Linked DNA regions of Homo sapiens: region 2 is linked to region 1. Evidence: read pairs that join two places in POLR2A ChIA-PET (ENCODE). Cell type or tissue: OCI-LY7. All regions are shown on one strand. Each heading gives the region's core, and the rest is flanking DNA. Links, peaks and the distances in the headings are about the cores only.

The links. ChIA-PET counts read pairs that join two places held together with the same protein. Peaks named below come from ENCODE experiments on the same cell type or tissue, not always from the same donor. Only the 100,000 strongest peaks of a DNase experiment are listed, where the experiment ranks them.
Region 2: POLR2A ChIA-PET joins it to region 1 with 26 read pairs; 8 of 35 experiments call an interaction of 5 or more read pairs at or near these places.

Annotation. Positions count from the first base shown.
Region 1 is chr19:17,102,137-17,108,800 of GRCh38, reverse strand. It overlaps MYO9B (myosin IXB), which reads right to left. Exons shown (of 40, transcript NM_004145.4): 2 at 6,244-6,664. Among named protein-coding and RNA genes, the nearest start is that of SNORA118, 13 kb to the right of the region's middle. RefSeq lists enhancers at 502-551, 4,613-4,662. In OCI-LY7, for the core only: CTCF peaks have their summits at 4,061, 4,278 (motif pointing right), 5,222 and 5,422; a DNase peak (open chromatin) is centred at 3,050; H3K4me3 peaks cover 1,217 bases; H3K27ac peaks cover 2,446 bases.
Region 2 is chr19:17,167,348-17,174,011 of GRCh38, reverse strand. It overlaps MYO9B (myosin IXB), which reads right to left. Exons shown (of 40, transcript NM_004145.4): 11 at 5,948-6,069; 12 at 1,535-1,676; 13 at 1,049-1,253. Among named protein-coding and RNA genes, the nearest start is that of USE1, 45 kb to the left of the region's middle. In OCI-LY7, for the core only: no CTCF peak of the experiment used is centred there; a DNase peak (open chromatin) is centred at 3,131.

The DNA.
Region 1 (6,664 bases), core at 1,131-6,130:
AGGTTCCAGTGAGCCGAGATCGTGCCACTGCACTCCAGCCTGGGCGATAGAGCAAGACTCTATCTCAAAAAAAGAAAAAAAGAAAATGACTCTTAAGTTAGCACAGAACAGAAAGAACTCACAGATAATTTCTAAAAGCTCAGTGGCTGCAATGAACAGTGATTGGGTCTTATGGGAAGAACTCAAAGACAGCTGTTCTATTCCCAGGGGGTGATTTGTCCCCAGGGGACAACGGGAAGCTATTTTGTTAATACCTCTCTAATCAATGAAATGTCTGGGGACACTTCTGGGTGTCACACCTGCGGGGTGGGGAGTGCTCCTGGCATCTGGTGGGTGGAGGCCAGGGATGCTGCTCAATGTCCTTCAATGCACAGGATGACTCCCTCCCCAGAGAACGATCCGGCCCTGAATGTCAGCAGAGCCAGGTTGAGAAATCCAGCTCTCAGTGAAGACAATCACATCCCTTTGCAAACAGTCGCCCCAGGAAGCACGTTTATTGCCATGACGTGGATTTGGCTCAAGCCTGTTTTGGAAGCCGGCGTGGGCACCACCCTCGAGCGGCTTAGAACCGCTGGAGAAAACTGGCCTCGCCAGCCCCCGCTGCTGAGGCCCCAAGCAGGTTGGCCTGGCAGGACCGGGGGTCTGACTCACAGAGGGTGACTAATGGCTGTTGAAGGCATACTGGAGACTGTGCAGGCGTGGAGGCTGGAGGGAGCTTTGCTGGCATCCGGGGAGGAACTACCGGTCCCCAGGACAATCGCGGATCTGGGGCAGCCCTCAAGGACCCAGGCACAAGATGTCACCAAGTGGGACTTGCCAGGGGCCAGGTAGGACTTGAAGCAGACCAGGTGGGGCTGTATGGGGGATGCTGTGGGCTGACTTGAGCCCCCCGCCCCCAAAATTATATCCACATCCTCACCCCCAGAAACTGTGTATGTGACCTTATTTGGAAATAGGGTCTTTGCAAATGCAATTAGGTAGGATGAGGTCATGCCGGGGTAGGATGGGCCCTACATCCCATGAGTGGTGTCCTTGTTATAAGAAAGCCACGTGAAGACATGGACACACAGGAAGAACGCCCCTGACGACAGAGGCAGAGACTGATGTGACGTGGCCACAGGCCAGGGCACATCTGCAGCCACCAGAGAAGCTGAAGAGGCCTGAAGCATCCTCCCCCAGAGCCGGGAGGGAGTGCGGCCCCGTGGACACCTTGATTTCAGACTTCTGGCCTCCAGGACCATGAGAGCCTTAATCCCTGTTGTTGGAGACTCCCTTGCCCCTAACACTTAGCAACAGGAAACTTGTCCACGCCCTGGAGGGTCCTAGTGAGATGGCGCTGTGGAGGCAGCAACGTGGTGGGGAGGACATGGACCCTGAACTGAGACCTAGGTGGCAATCCTGCCTCCTGGCCGTGCCACTTTGAGACCCTGGGGCTGGGCGTGTCATTTCTGCGGGGCTCAGGCATTTACCCACCTGCCTAGTCCCATTTGGCAAAATGTCTGACATGGTAAATGTTGGATCTACCCTCTCATTCATTCACCTACTAAATTTTTTTTGTTATTTTTTTGAGACAGGGTCTTGCTCTGTCACCCAGGCTGGAGTGCAGTGTGTGATCACAGCTCACTGCAGTCTTGAACTTCTGGGCTCAAGCAATCCTCCCACTTCAAGCTCCTGAGAGCTGAGACCACAGGCATGCACTGCCATGCCTGGCTAATTTTTTATTTTTATTTTTAATTTTGAGACAGATTTCGCTCTTGTTGCCCAGGCTGGAGTGCAATGGTGCGATATTGGCTCACTGCAACCTCCACCTCCCAAGTTCAAGCCATTCTCCTGCCTCAGCCTCCGAAGTACCTGGGATTATAGGCGCTCGCCACCACACCTGGCTAATTTTTGTATTTTTAGTAGAGACGGGGTTTCACCATGTTTGCCAGGCTGGTCTCGAACTCTTGACCTCAGGTGATCCACCTGCCTTGGCCTCCCAAAGTGTTGGGATTACAGGCATGAGCCACTGCACCCAGCCTAGTTTTTAAACTTTTTGGTAGAGATGGGGTCTTGCAATGTTACCCAGGCTGGTCTGGAATTCCTAGGCTCACGCAATCCTCCTGACTCAGGACTCAGCCTCCTGACTCTGGGATTACAGGTGTGTGCCACACATGCTGAATTTTCAAGATCACTGTTTTATCTCGGGTGTGGATGCCAGGCACTGATGTTTTGGCCTGGAGAGCCGTTGAGCCCCCTGGCCACCTGCTGGGAGGACACTGGGGCCACTGGCAGTTTCACTGTGGCTGAGTCTCAGAGCTGGGATGACGCCAGGGCGGCCTCGGGAGACCAGAGCTGGGTTGCATCTACCTCTGCTCAGAACCTCTATAGCTCCTGTGTCACCCAGAGTCTTCCCCGAGTTCTACCTGGGGAGAATTTTGTGTTGACTTTGGCCACCACATAGCCCAGCACCTATATCATAGCCTGCCACACAGCAAATGCTCACACAGCAATGAACGGGCGGTCTGGGTATATAATGTAATGCACACAAGACAAGCCATATTAAAAACAGCTGAGGTGGGAGGATCACTGGAAGCCAGGAGTTCGAGACCAGCCTGGAGAACATAGTAAGACTGTGTCTCTACAGAAAATTTAAAAATTAGCCGGGCATGGTGGTGCACACCTGGAATTCCAGCTACTTGGGTGGGAGGATCGCTTGAGCCCAGAAGTTCTCGAGGCTGCGGTGAGTTATGATTGTGCCACTGCACTCCATTCTAGGTAACGGAGAGAGACCCTGACAAGAAAGGAATAGAGGAGAGGCGAGGAGAGGGGAGGGGAGAGGAGGGGAGGGGAGGGGATGGGAAAGGAAAGAAAATGGACATTCTATGGTGAAATTGCTCAGCAGTTTTATTAAAAGCTGATGTAAACAATGACAATGAATCTCTGTGTTACTTGCACAGGAGAAAACAGGAATAGGCTACATATGTCGGACCAGGGCTAAGTTGTATGACCCCAATTAATGTCTTACTGATGACCTCAGAGAGGAAGAGGAACTGAAATGTATTCCTAGGCACTGCTTAGATGTGATTTCAGTGAATTTGCATGGCAGCCCTCAGCTTGTGGGGACTAACAAGAGGCGAGAGGTCAAGGCTCCAGAAAGGGTGGGGTCTGACCCTGCCCCCAACTCCCTCTCTCCACTGAGGGGGCTCTCAGGATCCTACGTGTGAAGAAACTGACACATTCATATAATGAGCTACAATTCAGCAAAAGAAATGAGCTCTCAAGCCACGAAAAGACATGGAGGAATCTCCTCTCCCCTTTTTTTGGGGGACAGGGTCTCGCTCTGTCACCTAGGCTGGAGTGCAGTGGCCAGACGTTGGCTCACTGCAGCCTCAACCTCCCGGGCTCAAGCGATTCTCCTGCCTCAGACTCCCACGTAGGGGGGACCACAGGCAAACACCACCACACCTGGCTAATTTTTTTTTTTTTTTTTTTTTTTTTTGGTAGAGACAGGGTCTTGTTATGTTGCCCAGGCTGATCTGGAACTCCTGGGCTCAAGTGATCCTCCTGCCTCGGCCTCCCAGTGCACTGGGATTATGTAAGCCACCGTGCCCAACTGACATGCAGGAACCTTAAATGCTGGTTGTGAAGTGGAAGAAGCCAGTCTGAAAAGCCTGCAACACTGGGACTCCAACTACAGACAGCCTGGAAAAGACAGAACTGTGGAGGCAGTGAGAAGAGCTGTGGCTGCCAAAGGTCATGGAGGGATGAACAGGGGGAGCATGGAGGAATTTTAGGGCAGTGACACCACTCTGTGACACTCCAACGGCAGACACATTCATTATACTTTTGTCCAAACTCAAAGAATGTGCAACACCAAGAACCCTAATGGAAACTATGGCTGTTAGTAACAGTACCAACGTAGAGTTGAGTCAGGTGCAACCAACACACCACACGAATGCAAAATATAAATAATGTGAGAACCTGGGCGTGGGAGGGGTACATGGGAACTCTCTGCACTATCTGCTCGGTATTTTTATAAACCTAAAACTGCTCTAAAACAACCAATCTGTTTTTTTGTTTTTTTTTTAAGCGGAGCTGGGTACAGTGGTTCACGCCTATAATCCCAGCATTTTGGGAGGCCAAGGTGGGAGGATCATTGGCATCCAGGAGTTCGAGACCAGCCTGGGGAATACAGTGAGACCCCCATCTCTACAAAAAATAAAATAAAAATGAAAAAAAGGCAGATCCCACACCCAGAGGTGCAGACCCCTGAGGCCACACGCTGCCCCTGGCCCTCACCAGGTGGCGATGGTTGCGTTGTTCTGAGACATGTGGATGCACCTTGTCCTACAATCCCTGCAATGATGGGTGCTGTGTGGTCACCTCTGTAGCCCTGTGGCCACAAGACTCACCCACAGTGGCACATCGAGGGCTCCTGTGGGGTTTGGCTGATCAGGGCAATGAACAGTGGGCAGAGGGCATGAGGCATAAGAGCCTGGGTTGGTCCCTTCTCTGCTGCCTCTACAGTGAAACTAGGCAGCCCCCTCCCCGACAATGCTTCGCCATCCCCTTAACCCCCAGGCCTGCCGTACGCCTTGCTGGCTTCCTTCCACCCTGCTGGTCCCCCTAGAAATGTCCCGTTGTGAAGCACTCCTCAAACTGGTTTGAATACACCAGCCTTTTCTTTCAGGCACCTTGAGAATGAATGGCCATGTTCTGGAAGCCAAATGTGTATTAACTGTGACTATTTTTTTTTTTTTTTTGAGATGGAGTTTCGCTCTGTCACCCAGGCTGGAGTGCAGTGAAGCGATCTTGGCTCACTGCAACCTCCACCTACCGGGTTCAAGCGATTCTCCTGCCTCAGCCTCCCGAGTAGCTGGGATTACAGGCACACACCATCATGCCTGGCTAATTTTTATATTTTTAGTAGAAACGAGGTTTCATCATGTTGGCCAGGCTGGTCTCAAAGTCCTGACCTCCCGTGATCCACCTGCCTCAGCCTCCCAAAGTGTTGGGATTACAGGTGTGAGCCACCGCGCCCAGTGACTTATTTTCTGTATTTCTGATGCTCTGACATCTGGGGCCTGGCTGACCCCAGGGAGACGGCCCTTCCCAATTCCTAGATTGATTCTAGCCAGTTCCTAGAGATGGTTTGGGACTTGCCTTCCATATGCAAACCAACCAGTCCAGAGCCTACACCCCAGCCACCTCCTCTCTGGGACTCTCACACTCCAGCCCACTATCCCCTGCCCTCATCACCCCAGGCCCTGGCACCTGACAACAAGGGGCAGCCCCTATGCCCCAGAGCCCATTGAAATAATTCAAACAAGCCAATCCTAAGCCAGCTTACTCTGCCTAGCACATTCTGATGCATGAAAATCACAATAAAGTTTCCTGCCTCTCCCCGCTCCCTTTTTCCCTCTCTCCCTCAGCCTCCTGATGAGTCCCAGTGCTTCCCCCTGTGGCCTTCCATGGCATTGCATCCTCTTCTTTCGGGAACTGTGAGTAACAAACTCTCTTTCCAAGAGGCAGTTGCATCCTGACCAGTTGGCTTCGCAGTACCTGAATAATAACAACAATCAGAAAACCTCCACTTTTTCTCTCTTTAGAGGCAGGGTCTGTCTCTGTTGCCCAGGCTGGAGTGCAGTAGTGCAATCATAGCTCCAACTCGTGGGCTCAAGCGATCCTCCCGCCTTAGCCTCTCCAATAGCTGGGACAACAAATGTGTGCCACCGCACTTCGGTAATCTTTTTTTTTTTTTTTTTGTAGAGAGGGGGCCTTGCTGTGTTGACCAGGCTGATGTTGAATTCCTGGGCTCAAGCGATCCTCTTGCCTCAGCCTCTCAAAAACCACTGGGGTTATAGACATGAGCCACCACACCCAGCCTGAAATTTCTTTCTTTTTTTTTTTTTGAGATGGAGTCTCTCTCTGTCATCCAGGCTGGAGTGCAGTGGCATGATCATAGCTCACTGAAGCCTCGAACTCCTGGGCTCAAGTGATCCTCCTGCCTCAGCCTCCTGAGCAGCTGGGACTACAGGTGAGCACTACTATGCCTGCCTGGCTAATTATTTTTTTTTTTTTGTAGAGAAAAGATCTTGCTATGTTGCCCAGGCTGATCTTGAACTCCTGGGCTCAAGCAATCCTCCTCCCTCAGCCTTCCAAAGCATTGGGATTATAGATGTGGGCCACCGAGCTTGGCCTGAAACCCGCATTTTCCAAACAAATGCCCCCTCCCACAGACCGACCAGCTTCCCCGCTCACCTCCAGCACAGGGCCAGCACCCAGGATGGTCCTCTCGACGCCGCTGGCGTAGCCCTTCTGGCTGAGGGCGGTGAGGCAGTGGATGAGGAAGTTGGTGCTCTGGGTCTTGCCGGAGCCGCTCTCACCCGAGATCACGATGCACTGGTTCACGCGCTTCCTGAGCATGGTGTAGTAGGCCACGTCGGCCAGCGCGAAGACGTGTGGCTCCAGCTTGCCCAGCTGCTGGTTCTCATACATCTTCACGTACTTGGGGTTGTAGATGGGCAGGAACTTAAAGGGGTTGATGGCCACCAGGATGCTCCCCGCGTACGTGTAGATCTTTTGTTGCAGGAAGCGGTGCTTGAGGTTCTTCAGGAGGTTGCCCTCGGTTAGCTCGGGGAGGTTACACAGGTCATCAAAGTCCGCCTGCTGCCGTGGCAGG
Region 2 (6,664 bases), core at 630-5,629, 66 kb before region 1:
CTCAAGTTTGGGGCAAAGTTGGGTGGGTAACTGTGAAGTTTTGGATCCCCAAAACAGAGCACTATTTCCTATTTCTCAGGAAAGCTTTATCCTTCCTCCTTTTCATGAAGCCCCTTCCGGAGACAGAAGCCACAGCTGATAACTGAAACTGAAGCTGAGGACGGAAGGTTGGAGCCCTTAGACCTGGGTGAGCCACTCAACCATGCAGGCCTCAGGTTGCCTCTGGGAAAAATGAGGACATAGCTTTCTGCCATCCTTCTATCAGCAACTCTATAGGGCTGGCCCAAGTCTTGAGTGGATCAGGCACACCCCCTGCCTCAAACCATCTCTGTCTAGGACGGGGGAACAGAAATGTCCCTTTGAGGCTGGGTTCCCAGTAGAGAATGCTCAGTTAAGAGAAGAGGCTGGGGCTGGGCATGGTGACTCACACCTGCAATCCCAGCATTTCATGAGTCAGAGGCGGGCGGATCACTTGAGGTCAGGAGTTCGAGACCAGCCTGGCCAACAGGGCGAAACCCCGTCTCTACTAAAAATACAAAAATTAGCCTATGTGGTGGCGGTAACCTGTAGTCCCAGCTACTTGGGAGGGTGAAGCAGGAGAATCGCTTGAACCCAAGAGGCAGAGGTTGCAGTGAGCCGAGATTGCGTCATTACACTAGAGCCTGGGCAAGAGAGAGAGAGAGAGAGACCCTGTCTCTAAAAAAAAAAAAAAAAAAAAAGAGCAAGACAGAGAGAGAGAAACAAGAGGCAAAACACTAGGAAGAGCTACATTATCACAATCAGCAAACTCCCAGGGCCAGTGGGATCAGAGGGCATCATTTGCAAAGGAGACGCCTGATGGAGTTGCTGATAGCATGCCCTGAGGTTAAATTACACACGCAGGTCGAGTTTCTGTTCAGGGTGACAGGAACACTTCAGGTAGACAGGTGGCGTTTGCACAACATAATGAATGTACTAAATGCCACTGAAGTGTTCACTTTAAGATGAACTCAGGATGTGCCCCCCTCTCGACAGTGACGCTTTTGTGGGTTCACGCCCCAGCTCCCACCTGCAGCCTTTTCGGCCCTCTCGGCCCGCAGGCGTCCGGCCTCCCGAAGCACTGCCATGGCCCGGATAGCAGCCCGGAGCACGGCCCAGCGGAACACGGCCACGGGGTCCATGCCGATGAGCTCCCGCACGTAGGAGCTGTCACTGCCCCGCAGCAGGGCCACGATGTCTGGCCGCATGTAGTCCATGTTCTTCTCCCGGAAGTCCTGGTGGGGGATGGATGTGGGCGGTCACTCGGGGATAGTCACTCACCGGCGCCTACCAAAGACCCCGGGCTGGCGCAGGAAGGGCTGACGGTGGGGTGGGGCCCATCCTAAGTGCAAATGGCAGTTCTTGAACTATGGCGCCTTGGACATTGGAGCCGGGGATTCGCGGTGGGTTCTGAGCACCCTGGAACCTCGCCCACAGGAGGATCCTCCCACATGGGCTTCTGGGCTGACTGTGGCTTCCCTCAGGCTTCCACCAGTGGTGATGGGCAGACACCTACCTTGATCTGATATTTCACCTTCCCTGCGAAGTGCTGGATGATGAAAGCTGGCTCCATGACCGGGGTGCCCAGGAAGTACTTATTGTCCTCATGTTGCTGTTTGAACTTGGCCAGCAGGGTCTGGCTCGTGGCGTGGGGGAAGCTGGGAACAGAACATGGAACCTTTGCAGGCATGAACAGCGGCTGATTTACCTGCTGTGTATTTTATCTTGCAGACCCCTGGTGCACGAGGTGGGTGGGTGCATGGGGTGGGCAGAGCAGTGAAGTGGCACAGGGCTCTGTGCACAGAGGGGTGGGTGAAGGAGTGAAGAAAGGAAGGAATGACAGTGCGCCTGCCTGCCTCATGCCGAACATGCTGGCAGAGGGCTGGGACGCTGCTATCTGGGTGTGCCTGCCTGCCTCATGCTGAACACGCTGGTGGAGGGCTGGGACTCTGCTCTCTGCGTCAGCTGGCATAGCTGCAGCCTGGTACAAGGAGGCTGAGGGTGAAGTGACGCTCTCAAGGCTTCAGGATTTTTAAAACAGAAAAATATTTGTTTCTTTGGAGACAGGGTCTCACTCTGTTGCCCAGGCTATAGTGTAGTGGTACGATCACAGCTCACTGTGGCCTTGACCTCCTGGGCTCAAGGGATCTTCCTGCCTCAGCTTCCTGAGTAGCTGGGACTATAGTACAATGTTTTTCTTTTTCTTAAGAGAAGGGGACTTGCTATGTTACCCAGGCTGGTCTTGAACTCCTGGCCTCAAGTGATCCTCCTGCCTCAGCCTCCCAAACGACTAGGATTATAGGCGTGAGCCACCGCGCCCAGCCAGGGCTGCAGAATTAACATTGAGTAGCCCAGTGCCTGAGTCTGGGTGGCTCACTCTCTTCGACCCCACATGGCTGTTTTCTAGGGGGCTTGGAGAGAGGTCGCTGACCAGGCTTGGTGGCGTCTGCAAAGTCTGTCCCCTGGGAGGTCTGGATCTGTTACCCATCGTAGGCAGCTCCTAAGAATAATCCTGGGCCTGGGTGACTTCTGGTCTTGGAGCCATTTGTACCTCAATGCCATACCTTGGACAGGGGGTCCTTCTCCTGCTCCACAGTTGGAAGAAGAGGCTAGGAGAGGAGGATGAAGCAGGGCTCTGTTGTGCTCCGGGGAGGGGGAGATTGTGGGGGCAGAATAAGGGACTCCTTGTACCTGACTGAGTCTGCCTCCCAGGAGGGAAATGATGTTGTTGGTTTGGCAAATGCTGCCTGAGCCCGGCCCCACTTTTGAAAATACAGGCAGCGGAACGCATGCCCAGATCCCAACATCGGGGGCTCCGCGTTAACGGGGCCAAGGAGGGGAGAGTCTATAGCTATGAAACATATCATTTCCAGGACTGTAAAGAGGGTATGGAGTGTAAGGCATCTGCCTTGAGTGTCCCCCAAAACCCTCAGTCATTGAGATAGGTAATATTTTAGCACAGTATTTCAGAAAATCTAAATCAATGTGCAAAAAGAAAAAAAAAATTCCATGATGAGCAAAAATAGCAAGATTTTAAAGAGACTCGAGCCTGCTGGGCCAGGCCTTGCCTCACGGGCTTCCCCTGATCTGACCCTGGGAGTTTCCTGGTTGTGATGACGTAGCTCCTCCTACTGCCGTCTCTACTTTTTTTTTTTTTTTTTTAATTTTTAGAGCTGGGGTCTTGCTCTGTTGCCCAGGCTAGAATGCAATGGTACAATCACAACTCACTGTAGCCTTGACTCTCTGGGCTCAAGTGATCCTCCTGCCTCAGCCTCCTGAGTAGCTGGGACTATAGGTGCATGCCACTGTGCCCAGCTAGTTTTTTTTTTTTTTTTTTTTTTTTTTTGTAGAGATGGGGTCTCACTATGGTGCCCAGGCTGGTCTTTAACTCCTGGTCTCAAATGATCCTCCACCTCGGCCTCCCAAAGTGTTGGAATTACAGGTGGGAGCCACCGCACCTGGCACAAATGCTCTTATCTGAACATTCTCTACCTGGACCCCAGCCTCAGAGGGATGTGTCTGTCTCCCTGACCTGGACAGGGACTAGGTTTGAGGCAGGGGATGTGCCTCATTCATTTGAGTCTCTGGCCAGCCCCTTGGAGATGTCATTGGCAAGGGATGGGTCTGATAGAGCTGCTGATAAGACAATATGTCCATATCTTAACCCCATACCACCAACTTTTGAATGTGACCTTATTTGGAAAATAGGGTCTTTGGAGATGTAATTAGTTAAGATGAGGTCATTAGCGTGGGACCTAGTTCCATATGGATGGTGTCCTTCTAAAAACAGAAGACAGGGTCAGGTGTAATGGCTCACACCTATGGTCCCAGCACTTTGGGAGGTCAAGGTGAGAGGACTGCTTGAGCCCAGGAGTTCAAGACTAGCCTGGGCAATACAGGGAGATTCCATCTCTACAAAAAAAAATTTTTAAGCAGCCTGGCCAACATGGTGAAAAAACCCCATCTCTACTAAAAATACAAAAATTAGCTGGGCATGGTGGCAAGGCACCTGTGATCCCAGCTACTCGGGAGGCTGAGACACGAGAATCGCTTGATCCTGGGAGGTGGGGGTTACAGTGAGCTGAGATGACGCCAATTAACTTGAGCCAAGATGGCGCCACTACCCTCCAGCCTGGGCAACAGAGCAAGAAGAGCCTGTCTCAAAAAAAAAAAAAAAAAAAAAAAAAAAAAGGAGGAGACAGGATTGAGATGAATGATGCAGACACAGAGGGAAGAAGTCCATGTGAAGAGGAAGAGGGAGGCAGGGACTGGAGTGATGTGGCCAAAAGCCAAGGAAAGCTTGGACCCCTAGAAGCTGGAGGAGGCAAGAAAGGGTCCTCCCTTGGAGCCTCTGGAGGCAGCACAGCTCTGCTGACAGTTTGACTTTAGACTTCCAGCTTCCAGAACCATAAGAGAATAGATTACTGTGGTTTTAAGAACTCCACCTCCCGGGTTCAAACAATTCTCCTGCCTCAGCCTCCCAAGTAGCTGGAATTATAGGCACCCGCCACCATGCCTGGCTAATTTTTGCATTTTTAGTAGAGATGGGGTTTTGCCATGTTGGCCAGGCTGGTTAAAAATTTTTTTGTAGAGATGGAATCTTTTTTTTTTTTTTTTTTTTTGAGACAGAGTCTTGGTCTGTCACCCAGGCTGGAGTGCAATGGAGTGATCTCCGCTCACTGCAACCTCCGCCTCCCAGGTTCAAGCAATTTTCCTGCCTCAGCCTCCTGAGTAGCTGGGATTACAGGCGCCTGTCACCATGCCCGGCTAATTTTTGTATTTTCAGTAGAGACGGGGCTTCACCATGTTGGCCAGGCTGGTCTCCAACTCCTGACCTCAGGTGATCCGCCTGCCTCGGCCTCCCAAAGTGCTGGGATTACAGGCGTGAGCCACTGTGCCTGGCCGAGGTGGAATCTTTCTGTGTTGCCCAGGCTGGTCTTGATCTCCTGGGCTCAAGAGCCCACCTGGCTTGTAGCGGTTCCTTAGAGGAGCCACAGGAAAGTAGTTCGGTATGTGTCACGTGATTTCAGTGACTACAACTGGGTGACCCAGAATGAGGTGCCTTATTGACCTGTCTGCCTTCACAGCGCCCTGTGGACTGTGGGGATGAGGGAGGAAGGCTCAGAAGTGAGACCAGAGCCCAGCAGCATCTGGGTCCCAATTCCACACACTGCACTGCCCTTTGTAACAACTCGCCAATCCTGTCTCTTGCTCCATTGCCCAGGCTGGAGTGCAGTGACACGATCACAGCTCCCTGCAGCCTCAACCTCCCAGGCTCAAGTGATCCTCCTGTCTCAGCCTCCTGAGTAGCTGGGGCCACAGGTATGCCCCACCACGTCTGGCCCCAGTGTCTAGTTTCTAGGCATAGGCCCATAATCCTTTGCTGAAAACTCCTGGCGGATGTGCCTCAAGTGCACGAATTAATCACACGTGTTGATGTTTTCACAATGAGGTGTTTGTGCATTTTGCACACACGAGCTTGGGTTTTGTGGTCAAGTGAAATGAACAGACACAAGTTCTCAGCACAAGGTCTGGCGTGGTGGCACACGCCTGTAATCCCAGTACTCTCGGAGGCCAAGGCGGGAGGATCCCTTGAGCTAAGGAGTTCAAGACCAGCCTGGAAAACATGACGAAACCCTGTTGCTACAAAGAAATACAAAAATTAGCCGGGTATGGTGGTGTGACCCTGTAGTCCCAGCTACTCCAGAGGCTCACGTCAGGGGATCACTTGAGCCCAGGAGGTCAAGGCTGCAGTGAGCTTTGATTGCACCACTACACTCCAGCCTGGGTGACAGAGTGAGACCCTGTCTCAAAAATAAAAAGGCGCTCTTGGGAAAGTCTGGATTTGGGGTAAGGCTCTGGGGGCTGCAGAACCTGACCCAGTGCCCATGCGTAGATGTGCCGGGATGGACGGGGTGTGGACACTCACTTGCTCTCCTCGTCCAGCAGGTAGAAGAGGCCCGTGGGTTTCTTGCTGATGAGATGGATGCAGCCGACATTGTCTGTGTAGCCGATGTTGTGCCACGTGATCCCCTCGCCCTGATATTCCTCCTGCAGGGGTGGCGCGGGGTCGGTAAGTTTCTTATCTCCCAGATATGTAATATCTACATAACATATATTGCATACAGGTCGAGTATCCCTAATCCGAAAATCTGAAATGCTTCAAAATAGGAAACTTTTTAAACTGATGCGTGGCTTAAAATTAACTCTAATAGGGCTGGGCACAGTGGCTCACGCCTGTAATCCCAGCACTTTGGGAGGCCAAGGCAGGTGGATCACCTGAGGTCAGGAGTTTGAGACCAGCCTGACCAACATAGCAAAATCCCATCTCTACTAAAGATACAAAATTAGCCAGGCGTGGTTGCACAAGCCTGTAATCCCAGCTACTCAGGAGGCTGAGGCAGGAAAATCGCTTGAACACGGGAAGTGGAGGTTGCAGTGAGCCAAGATTGCGCCATTAGTCCTACTCCAGCCTGGGCAACAAGAGCGAAACTCCGTCACAAAAAAAAAAAAAAAAAAATAGCTCTAATAATACACTTAATTTAACATGATATATCCAAAATGTGATCATGTTAACATGTAACTGACATAAAAAGTAACTGAGAGGCCAAGGTGGTAGGATCGCTTGAGGCCAGGAGTTCAAGAC